2 separate regions of the Mus musculus genome follow, and region 1 is linked to region 2. Evidence: chromatin loops called from intact Hi-C (ENCODE). Cell type or tissue: left cerebral cortex. All regions are shown on one strand. Each heading gives the region's core, and the rest is flanking DNA. Links, peaks and the distances in the headings are about the cores only. Region 1 has its middle 41 kb from the start of Mier3. Region 2 holds the start of Gpbp1 (GC-rich promoter binding protein 1).

Region 1 (5,373 bases), core at 168-5,167, 240 kb before region 2:
AACCCACGATCCCATAACAAAACACGAGGTGGGACTCGAACCCACGGTCTCGCAACAAGGCGCGAGGTGGGACTCGAACCCACGATCTCGCGATAAAACACGAGGTGGGACTCGAACCCACGATCTCGCAACAAGGCACGAGGTGGGACTCGAACCCACGATCTCGCAACCCCAGATGGTCTCTTGGCCTCCAAAGGGGTCCACCAGGCGTCCCTGGTCCTCCCCTGTTCCTCCTGGGACGTCTCCCAGGGCGAACGGACGGTGGACACCTGGACACGTCTATCCTTATCCACCCCGCGTTCCCTCTCGGAGCGCGGTCTCACTGAGCGTCCGCAAAACCGAAACTGCGATCGCACCAAACTTAGAAACAGAACACAGACACCAGACCAAGACAGAACAAAGAATCTTACCTTTAAGTGGGTCTAGGACCTCTGGGTGGTCGCGCTGATCCCGGACGAGCCCCCAAATGAAAGACCCCCGAAGGGAGACCCTCACTCAAGCCTCGGGACAGCCGCGGACCCAAGAAGACACTGAGACCGTACTCAAAATGTAGAGGGCAAGATTTAATAAAGTAACAGCAAGAAAGCACATAGACCAGAGCTCTGGGGTCGAAACTCATGCACCTAGTATGGTGTAGAGGAGAATCAACCTCGAGCCAAATTTTTCACAGGCTTATATAGGAAAAACTCAAGGGGGGAGAGCGGGGCAGGGAAAGTACAAGTTTGCATAACTAAGGGGTTCTGCCAAGGGACAAGGGGTTCTGCCAAGGGAATTCTACGTAACTAAGGGGTCATGTCCTATTATTTGGCAATGTACCCGGTTCATTCTGAGGTTGTTCCAGGAGGCCCTTATCTCAAAAATGTTCTTGGAACAGTCTTTAGTTGGGAGGGTTCGAACTCTAGGGTGAGGAGTTCAGGAATGCATTCTGGGGTGAAGAGTTCAGGAGTGTTCTGGGAACAATCTCTAGATGGGAGGGGTCGGGCTCTGGGGTGAGGAAGAGTTCAGTAATTTTTTATCTTTATTCTTCACATCCTATCTTGTCCTAACTGTGCTCTACGCCAGTAGCAGATATATGCTGTAGACTAACGGGAAAGCTGATGGTGATGTCATAATCCTGGATGCCCCTCCCCTAATCCTGGCAGCTCAGCAGGTTCCAGATTGACCCTTTCTTTCCAAACAGGCTATCTCATCTGGTTGTCCACTCTTTCAGCTTTTCTCTGACTCCACTGCCCTCTGGCAGTTTCTTTCCCTCTCACCTCCTTCGGGAAATTCCCAGTCATGCTCAGTCACCAGGACTGAGCTTTTGTGTTCTCTTCTCCAGTACTCCTTGATCCCCAGGTACTTCCACCTCCACCAGGAACCTCTCCAGTTTCACAGACAGCTGTGAAACCCTTGAGAAATGAGAGAGCAGAGAGCCCCCTTCTGTTTCCCCATTTCAGCCATTTTTTGTTTCTCAGTTCCCTTCATTTCCACCTGCAATATTTTCAACTACTTAGCCAGTCTTTCAACCTTTTTGAAACAAAATATACAAAAAAGAAACAGAAAATCCCCTCTAAGAGCAAAGCAAGGGGTATCCCAGTGATACAAGTCAAAAGAATTTTTTCCACTTGAAAAAAATAAAAACATTTCTTTGTCACCTGCCATTTCCTCTACATTTAAAATCAAATTTCTCGTTTTTTCCTTCTTGTGCCCAATAGGAGCCACTTGTAGCTGGTCTTGGCTACTTTGTGGGTTCTTCTTTTTCCTACCCTTTATTCTGTGCCCTAGTTTCACCCCTAAGAAGGATAGAGAGAAAGAGAGAAGACAGAGAGATCCTGGAATCTAATCTCTTTTCTATTATTTCTTCTTTGACCATATCTACTAACAAACTGTAACCAACCTCTCTAAATGACCAATGACTACACACCATGCCTCTTGGGGGCCTGTCTTAGGGTTTATTGTTATAAACAGACACCATGACCAAGACAACTCTTATAAAAGACAACACTTAATTGAGGATGGCTTACAGGTTCAGAGGCTCTGTCCATTATCATCAATTTGGAGCATGGCAGCTTCCAGCCAGGCATGGTGCAGAAGGAGCTGAGAGTTCATCTTCATCCAAAGAAAGTCAGGAGCAGATTGTCTTCCAAGTGGCTAAAAGAAGGTCTCAAAACCCACTTTGTGTCACAGTTCCTCCAACAAGGTCATACTTCCTAATTGTGCATATTCAAACCACCACAAGGCCCTCACATTTATATACCCTCAGAAAAGTTCCCAGAATTCCAAATGTCACACAATCGCAGAAACTATCTGCAGCTGGCAAAACCAGGCTTTTGCTAGAGCATGAGGCAAATCATGATCAGCTGATTCTGACAGGTCAAAGCAAGCCTGGAATTAAAACAAAAACACATTCTTTTTGGGTTGTTGTTTTTAGATTTATTATTTTTTTATTTCATGTATGTGAGTACACTTTCACTGTCTTCAGACATACCAGAAGAGGGCATCGGATCCCCATTACAGATGATTATAAGCCACCATGTGGTTGCTGGGAGTTGAACTCACGGTCTCTGGAAAAGCAGTCAGTGCTTTTAACTGCTGAGCCATCTCTCCAGCCTCCAAAACACATTCTTATAATATTTCTGTGTGCGTGTTTTTTTTTTCTTTTAAAAAGAAACCAAAGTTCCAGAATCTGTCGTGTGGACACCCGACCTATTGATACACATGGGTGCTGGCCCTGTGCATTGAGTGAGTTATTAAAGTTCTTTCAAATACCATCCATGGAGAAATGGCTTCCCACCTTCCATGAGGCTAGTATTTATCCAAAACTGGATAAAATAACATCAAACACAAGATTATAGACCCATATCTCTCATAATGCATATGCAAATTTTCTTTAAATATCTTACCAAAAGAACCCAGTAATATAAAGGATAATATAACATGATCATATTAATCCAATGACAGAAAGCTTAATGGTCACTTGGGGACTGGGAATGAAAGAATACATGAGAATGGTTAAAGAAAGGTTCTAACAGGATTTTGAAAGTGATGGATACATTTACAATCTTAATTTTGATTAGTGTATAGACAAAAGATTTATCAAATTGTTCACTTTAAGTGTGTGCGGTTTATCATACACCACTATGAAATATCATATACTATACCTTAAAAAGCTCCTTAAGAAAGCATTTTGTCTGGTAATCTTGCCTTCGGCTGTTTAGGAGAATGAAGTGCAAACAGGGCATTTTGTTCTTATGTCTATATATTCACAAATCACTTTAGTTAAGAACACTCATGCAGCTACCTTGGGATTCTGTTCCCAACATCCACATGGTCGCTCACAACCATTTATCCGGTTCCAGCGGACACCGTGGACACCAGATACCCACAAGGTGCACATATATACATGCAGGTAAATCACTAATACGCATAAACTAAATCAGTGTGTGTGTGCCTCTTTGAATGGGTTCGCTCGCTCTTAGAAGCGCCTGAGGTCCAGGCTAAGGCTGGAAATTGGCCGAGAAGAGTTCAGCTGAGTGGAGCCCATGAGAGTAGGGACTAAGCAGAGGCTGAGGACAGACGTTACAAGCAGCAGGCACAACCCTGGGAAAGAAACCAGGCGGCCCACGCCCAGGGAGCGTTCCTAGAGGCCAGGATGCCATGAAGTCCAGTGACTCTTCGCGCACAACCAAGATCGTTGTACCCATGAGAGCGCAAACGCACAGCGAGAGCAGGCTGCTCCAGCTCTGCGCGCCCGGGCTGCAGGAGCCTTGCGGTGTGGGACACCCTGGGCGGAGGCCCGGAGGGCGGGACAGCGCAGCCCGGCTCCTCCCTTAACTGAGCGGGGCGAGGATTCGACGCGCCTCTTCCACGCCTTCCTCCTCGCTGCACCACAGAGCAGCCTGCAGGGTGTGTGGGGGCGATGGCGCCGCTTCGTCCCCCCCAGAATGTGAGAAGCCTCACCTACAACCCGAAGTGAGAGGACGGAATGGCAGGACCTCACGACGTCACGCAGCCCTCGCTGCTGCCAAAGCTGTTACGCCCAGCCAATGGGCTGAGGCGGGCGGGCCGCGGAGGCGGAGCCTGAAGTACTTGAAGCCCCGGGATGCCCTGGGCTGACTCGAGCAAGCCTTGGGGGGGGCCGAGCCTGAGGTGGGTGGAGCCTGGGGGCTTCCAAAGTTCTGCGGTGGGCGGGCCTAAGAGGAGGAGCCTGAGGTGGGTGGAGCCTGGGACAACCCGAGGTTTAAGGCGAAAGGAACCTGAAGTGGGTGGAGCCCAAAGTAGGCGGAGCCCTGAGGCTGAGGGTCGCCGAGGGGGTTGGGGCTATTCGGTAACGCAGATGCCCACCTTACGGGGGCGGGACCTGTGTCCCCTTTCCCAGTGTGCGCCGCGCTGCTGGGTCTCACGCGCGCGCGCTTTTTTCCTTTAGTAACTCCGCCCTTACAAGGATGCTGCAAAGGAGCAAATAGAAACTTACAAAGTGGGGGTGTGGCCTTTCCTCAACCGGGACCTAGGAGTTTGAACTTCCTCGGAAAAGTCAAGGCTTAGTCTCATTAACGCGTAGAAAAGAGCAGAAAACCATGGATTGCTCGGGGTGGGTCGCCGTGGGCTGTGACGGCTGGCGTTTGTGAGCGTGCTGCTGATCTGCAGTCTATGCAGCGGAAGACTCGGCTGAAAGTGAGACAGACACAAGCGCCTTCCCGAAGCTTCACACTACGGAGACGTGAATTCGGGTGTGGCGTTACCTTAGAAATATCAAGAGAAAGTTTCTTCCTTTTTGTTCAGAAACAACAGTTTGTTAAAAAAAAAAAATAGTTCTGGAAGTAAGAGTGATATAGTCAAAGAAGAAATTACCACTCCCGGGAGAGACTATATGACAAGGGATGTGAATTTGGCTTAAGTTTGCCTTTGAAAAGGACACGCCTATGGGAAAAAGTGTTTACGAAGATTCTTATTTGAAAACATTCAAGTAGCTATTGAATGGTTCGAGGGAAAGCTGAGCTACGTGTCTGCTTCTGATCTTTCCGTTTACAGCTTTAGTACCTCGGGCACGTTCCCTAGCATTTCCATGCCCAAGTTTCTTTGCAAAAACAAAACAAAACAAAACGCATGTTGATGACTGGCTACTTGGATGCTCATGGTTGCGGGTTAGAGAACATTGACCTCTCCCAAAGAATTGCTTCTTCTAGGGTCTCAGTTTAGCATAGCTTAGTTCATTAAGGGCAATAACCCAGGAATCATCCAGAACTTTAGTCGATTGCTGCGTAGGAAACAGAAACTTTCAGATTCTTCAACACATTGCAAAAGACCCAAAGATAAAATTATTACAGGTGACGTTGTTCTAGGAACGTTACCAAAGGTTCCCCAGGCTCTATTTTTAAACGACCATAGTAA
Region 2 (5,373 bases), core at 314-5,313:
TGTTTCTTCTTTCAAATTTCTAGAAAATATCTGGGAAAGGAGTAAGACCATATTGAAGGTTACATGTTCTTACCTATTCACAGTTCATTGCTATTTTAACATTCTTTAAATCTGAGGCGGGGTCTCATTTGTAGCCCTGACTATCCTGGAATTTTGCTATGTCCTCGAGGTTAATCTGAACTCAGAGAATGCTGGGATTATAGATGTAAGGCACGACTCCAGGATATTTTAACTTTCTTGGAATAGTTTTCTCTAAAGCAGGTGCTGTTCATCTTATTTAATGCCTGACTCTTGGTGAAAGGTACCCTTTTTCTTCTCATGTCCCCATGCATTCCCTCCTCTTCCTGTTCTGCCTAGTTTGATATCAATTCTTAGAAATAGAAACCAGGTGGTGTGTCTTTGAAGGGATAAGGAGAACTCCAGGCCAGCTTGGGTTACATAGCTGAGATCCGAGCTAAATTCAAAAGCAACCCAAGTTCTTTTTCAATATACGTTAATTTTATGGATTCAGGTCTCGTGTAGTGGAAAGAGTTTGGATTAAGACTTAAAACAGAGCTGGGCGGGGTGGGGCATGGTTGTGACCCCAGAGTTTGTAAAGCAGAGGCAAAAGGATCGGGCGTTCAAGGTTCTCTACATAGCTCTTTAGAGAAAGCAACACGAATCCTTGCCTCTCCCGTCCCCACTCGACCCATATTCAAACCCACCTAAAACAAACGGAAGTTTAAACCGGGTAGGTTGAGTAGTCAAGGTCCAGGGAGTAACTGGATCATTTCTAAAATATGAAACCAGCTTATGTAAAAAGTGAGGAAAACACATCTTAGACATTGGCACGATTGAAAAAAGCATCCTTTAGTTTTAAGCCCTTTTTCCCTTTGTACCTAGGGGGCAAGATGGGTAAAGATTGAGGTACAAATTAAGGCGAGTTTACATTCGGCGAACTTATAGGGGTAACGCACTAAACTACAAACCCTATAATGCATATAAAAAGTTTCTGGGAAATGACGCTCCGGTGATTTTCCCTCTTTAGGACGCTTCTCCCTCATTTCTTCTACTTTTTTCCTTTTAGAATTAAATCTCCAACCTTTCCAGAGTGAACCTTTGGCTATATGTAGAGAAAGTGAATACCGTAACTTTTTTTTTTTAAATAATCGTTTGTGCTATGCGGATACCCAGGACAACGCTGATGAAATAATCCATCTCCTTTGGAGTTATTAGAAATAGGAATTACTAGCGCGATGCTCTCTGGCAGCCCTTCGCACTCCGGGGGAACGGTGGCTGCAGCCGAGCCTCGCGCGCCTCCCTAACCCGGCTTCCGCGTGTTAACGTCCCGCACGCTCCGCGTGGCGCGCGACTGCGGCGCCCAATCACTCAGGCAGGGCCGGCTCCGCCCACGGAGCGCTCAGGGCCCGCGCCGAGCGGCCTGCGAGCCACGGCGGGCTTCAGGCGGAGCCGAACGAACGGCGCCCGCCGCCGGCCGTTCCGGGTTGCGCGGCGCTGCCGGGCAGACTCAGAAGCGCCGCACGCCCTGCGAGCCCGCCTGCCCGTCCGGACCGCCTGCGCTCGTCCTCTCCACCCCACCGTTCCCGAGCTCGGGGAGGGCCCGCGGCTGCACAGAGGCGCTCCTCAGGGAACGGACGGGAATTCCCCCTTCCACCGAACGTTCCGGATTGTTCACCGTCCTCACGTCAGCAGCAGGGGGTAATCCCCGGCTCCAGCTGCTCCTGACGTCACCGCGCCGAGACTCCGCCTCCCCGCCCCGCCCCCCGCCCCGCCCCCGCCCTTCCCCCGCGCCAGGCCCAGCCTCCGGGTCCTCCTCAAAGCCCCGCCCCCGGTCTAGCCCCGCCCCTTCCTCTCCCCCAGGCGCCGACGTAGAGGGCGGAGCTTCCCTGACCTGGGGCGTGAGCTGCTACTTGGGCCAGAAGGTTCTGTGGTGGAGGCCCTCCTCCTCCGGCTCCGCCCAGTGGGTTCGTTTGCACCGCGGCTTCCGCACCCTTTCTTCCTCCTCTTTTCCCCTCGCCCCGCCTCCCTCCTCTTACTTCTCAACCTCTCCGCTGCGTCCCCCCTCCCTCGCCACCTTCCACGATCTCGCGAGACTTGGCCCAGAACATTGCGGATCGGGTCGGCGCCATTTTGGGACTGAGACTGGTTGTGGGGGAGGGAAAAGCGGCAAAAGGGGATTATTCAAAGTACCGAAAACCTCCTCCCGGGATCGAGCGCAGCGGCACCCCCAGGCCAGGGGCACCTCTGGTGGGGCAGAAGGTAACACAGTCCCCTGGGCCCCGGACGGGAGTCTCGGGGACCGGGGGAGGGGTTGCCCGTGTCGGCGTTGGGGCTTGAGGGGTCGGGAGCGGCGTTGGTGGCGCGAGGCGTGAGGGTGCGGGCGGCCGGGGGGCGGCGTGAGGCGTGAGGCGCGGGGCGCCCGCCCGTCCTCCCTCCCTCCCTCCCTCCCCCCGGCCGGCGTTGACTCAGCCCGGCGGAGCGGAGGCGGCGGCGGCGGCCGTGGGGCGAGGTGGGCGGCGGGCCTCGGCGGCCGTGGTGGGGGGGGGTGGTGCTCGGCGGCGAAGGCCGGGAACGGCCGGGGCGCCCGCGGCGTCGGGCTAAGACCCCAGGCCCCGGCACGCGCGCCTTCCTGGGCCACCACCAGCAAGGCGGCCCCGGGAACCGGGGAACCGGGGGACCGGGGACTGGAGTCGCGGCGTGCGGAGCCGTGGACTTCCGCCGTGTGCTCGGCGGCGCTTCGCCCTCCCCGCCGCGCCGGGCTCCGTGGCAGTTGCGGTGGTGGTGGTGGCTGCTCGCCCAAGGCGAGCGCTCCGAAGTCGCGTCGGCTCCCGAGTCCGACGGGACCTGTTTATTTTCCCGGGGAGAGCACGGTCCTTAACGGGGTGGACGGGTCGCGTCCCGCACCTCCCACCCCTGGAGTTTTGGCCGAAACCTGTTTGCTTAATTTCAAGGGAATGGGGCCGAGCACCTGGAGCCGAGCGCTGCTCTCCCGGGCTTGGGAGTCAGCCCCCGGGCGAACCGTAGCCACTCGCCCTGCCACGCTCGCCTTGCCACGCTCCCCTCCCGCCCGCCGGCCTGCCCGCCGGCCTTCCTACTAAGCCGTAGTGGGGACAATCCAGCTGCTCCGTCCTCCGAGATTGCGTTTTGGAAGGAGCGTCACGCTCCTTTCCGCCTCTCACTCTCGGAGTCGGGTTCCCCGACGCTCCGTGGCAGCACCACCTGTCCATTTGTTTTCCTTTGGCACATGGGAGAGAATCGGGGAAGAGCACTGCTGAGACCGTGGGCCACTTTCGTAGTTTGAATATTTGCTCAAAGTTTTTAAGTTGGGCGCTTGCAACCTCCAGGGTACTACCTGCACCCAGTTCCCAGTTCAAATCGGAACTCTTCAGTGATATCGTCGCCCACAGTTTTCTAACTCCCTTCATTCAGTAGACTTCATCGAGGGCTAGGAAAAGACTTTTTCCCCAGCTCTCTTTTTACGGCTGTGTGGGAAAAATTTTTTCCCCAGAGGTTAAATTTTTTTCCAAATGGGGGTTAATTTTGATTTGAAAATAAAAACTGACTTAAGTTTTTTGTTTTTGTTTTTTCCTAATACAACTTTTACAGGTGGTTGAATTTGGCGTATGAAGATCATCATCTAGGTTTTGTTTAAAAGGCCCCGGATATTTCAAGTGGCCATTTTGGAATTACAGTTTTGTTTTTGTTTTGGGCAATTTTGCTCCAGAAGTTCATTAAAATTGACAAGAATCATCTCTGAAGTGAATTGATAGTAGTGAACAAATTCAACGAGCTACTAAAAGTCCCAGCCATTTCTTCAGTATTTTGGGTCAAACGGATTATATAAGTGGTTAAAGCATTTCATCTGGTGTTATTTTTGTCTCTTTCCCCTCTCCTGTTTGTGTTCTTCAGCCAAAACTGTAAGATATGTTTGATTTGTGTACCAAGTAGTTTCAGCAGTTTCAAATTACTGTTTAAATATTGCTGAAGTTTTGTGGCAGTTCTTTTTACCTTTATTAAAAGTTTTAGTAATTTTTGACTTCAGCTTTTTTCATATTACAATGGGACAGCTTTTCTAAATGAAGACATTGAAAGAATACAGCGTTTTTTTCTTTTTATCTTTTATTTACTTGGGAATGTAAGATGTTCCATTTTCACACCAGCATGGTAGTATTGAGATAGCTATTTGTCTATACACGCTGATGTTTAGAAGTAATCTTCAGATGTGAAATTTTTCTTTTTGTTTCTGCTTTTTGGCACATAAATTGGCTATTTCTTCTGGAGTGGATAAGTACAACAGTGACAAATACATGGAACAGTAAAGAAGACCTTGCTCTTAAATCCAAGGAACCTGGCTAACTCTGGATCTGACCATATGAAAACTTCAAAGTAAATATGGGTAGCTGACTTCAAGTAACTCTATGTCAAATAGTCATAGGTTAAGTATCTTCAAAGAACTTGGATATTTCAGAGGATACAAAATAAAAAAACAAACTGGAAAACATAAAGCTTATAGAGAAGAAATCAACACCTTCTTGTGCAGTCCTTTTGGAATTTGTAAGTACTTGTGAGCAAATAGATGTTCCTCTGTAATCTGTAATAAGAGTCAGATTGATCCCGTGTTATATTTGGAAACCTTTCAGTTTCTTGAAAAAAATGTTTCTGATTACATTTCTGGATAGTCTGAAAATAGCCAGCCATTTAGCTATATAGCAAATTGAAATGGGGATGATTTTAAGGTTTACAAATGTTTCAGACATTAGTCTTATTAAAAGTTTTTGTATTTTTAAAGTTGAAAAAACATAAATGCATCTGGTCAGTAATCACTTTCTGCTTTATGATAGCATATATATATATATATATATACATATATATATATATATAGAGAGAGAGAGAGAGAGAGAAATCACTTTCTGCTTTATGATAGCATATATATATATATAGAGAGAGAGAGCGAGCGGGAGCGCATAGTGCAAACGTAGGAAAGTCTACACAGTTGATGTCTGGTTGGTTTTATATTGTAAATGTCATGGGTCTTGATTACTACTTTATTTTCTAAGTGTGAGTTTAGACTGTATTACTAAACACATAGTTTAGAGATCTAGTTTAGCGGTAGTGTAACACAGAATAATGCAAGTTTGGTTTTAAATTTGATATCTTAAGAAATAGCTTGTTTTAAGGTACAACAATTCTATATGTTTAACACATTACAGACAAGTTTTTGAAACATAGCCGGGCGTGGTGGCACACACCTTTAATCCCAGCACTCGGGAGGCAGAGGCAGGCAGATTTCTGAGTTCGAGGCCAGCCTGGTCTACAGAGTGAGTTCCAGGACAACCAGGGCTACACAGAGAAACCCTGTCTCGAAAAACCAAA

Evidence for each region. Peaks named below come from ENCODE experiments on the same cell type or tissue, not always from the same donor. Only the 100,000 strongest peaks of a DNase experiment are listed, where the experiment ranks them.
Region 1: a loop joins it to region 2, with 2.9 times the contacts of the local background. A loop is called at or near these places in 14 of 42 quality-filtered maps.

What each region holds. Positions count from the first base shown.
Region 1 is chr13:111,724,225-111,729,597 of GRCm38, reverse strand. It overlaps the pseudogene Gm15488. Among named protein-coding and RNA genes, the nearest start is that of Mier3, 41 kb to the right of the region's middle. In left cerebral cortex, for the core only: a CTCF peak has its summit at 2,478 (motif pointing right); DNase peaks (open chromatin) are centred at 4,004 and 4,588; H3K4me3 peaks cover 1,791 bases; H3K27ac peaks cover 480 bases.
Region 2 is chr13:111,486,604-111,491,976 of GRCm38, reverse strand. It overlaps Gpbp1 (GC-rich promoter binding protein 1), which reads left to right and starts at 1,850. Exons shown (of 13, transcript NM_028487.5): 1 at 1,850-2,259; 2 at 3,607-4,554. In left cerebral cortex, for the core only: no CTCF peak of the experiment used is centred there; DNase peaks (open chromatin) are centred at 1,396, 1,957, 2,801 and 3,177; H3K4me3 peaks cover 2,720 bases; H3K27ac peaks cover 1,787 bases.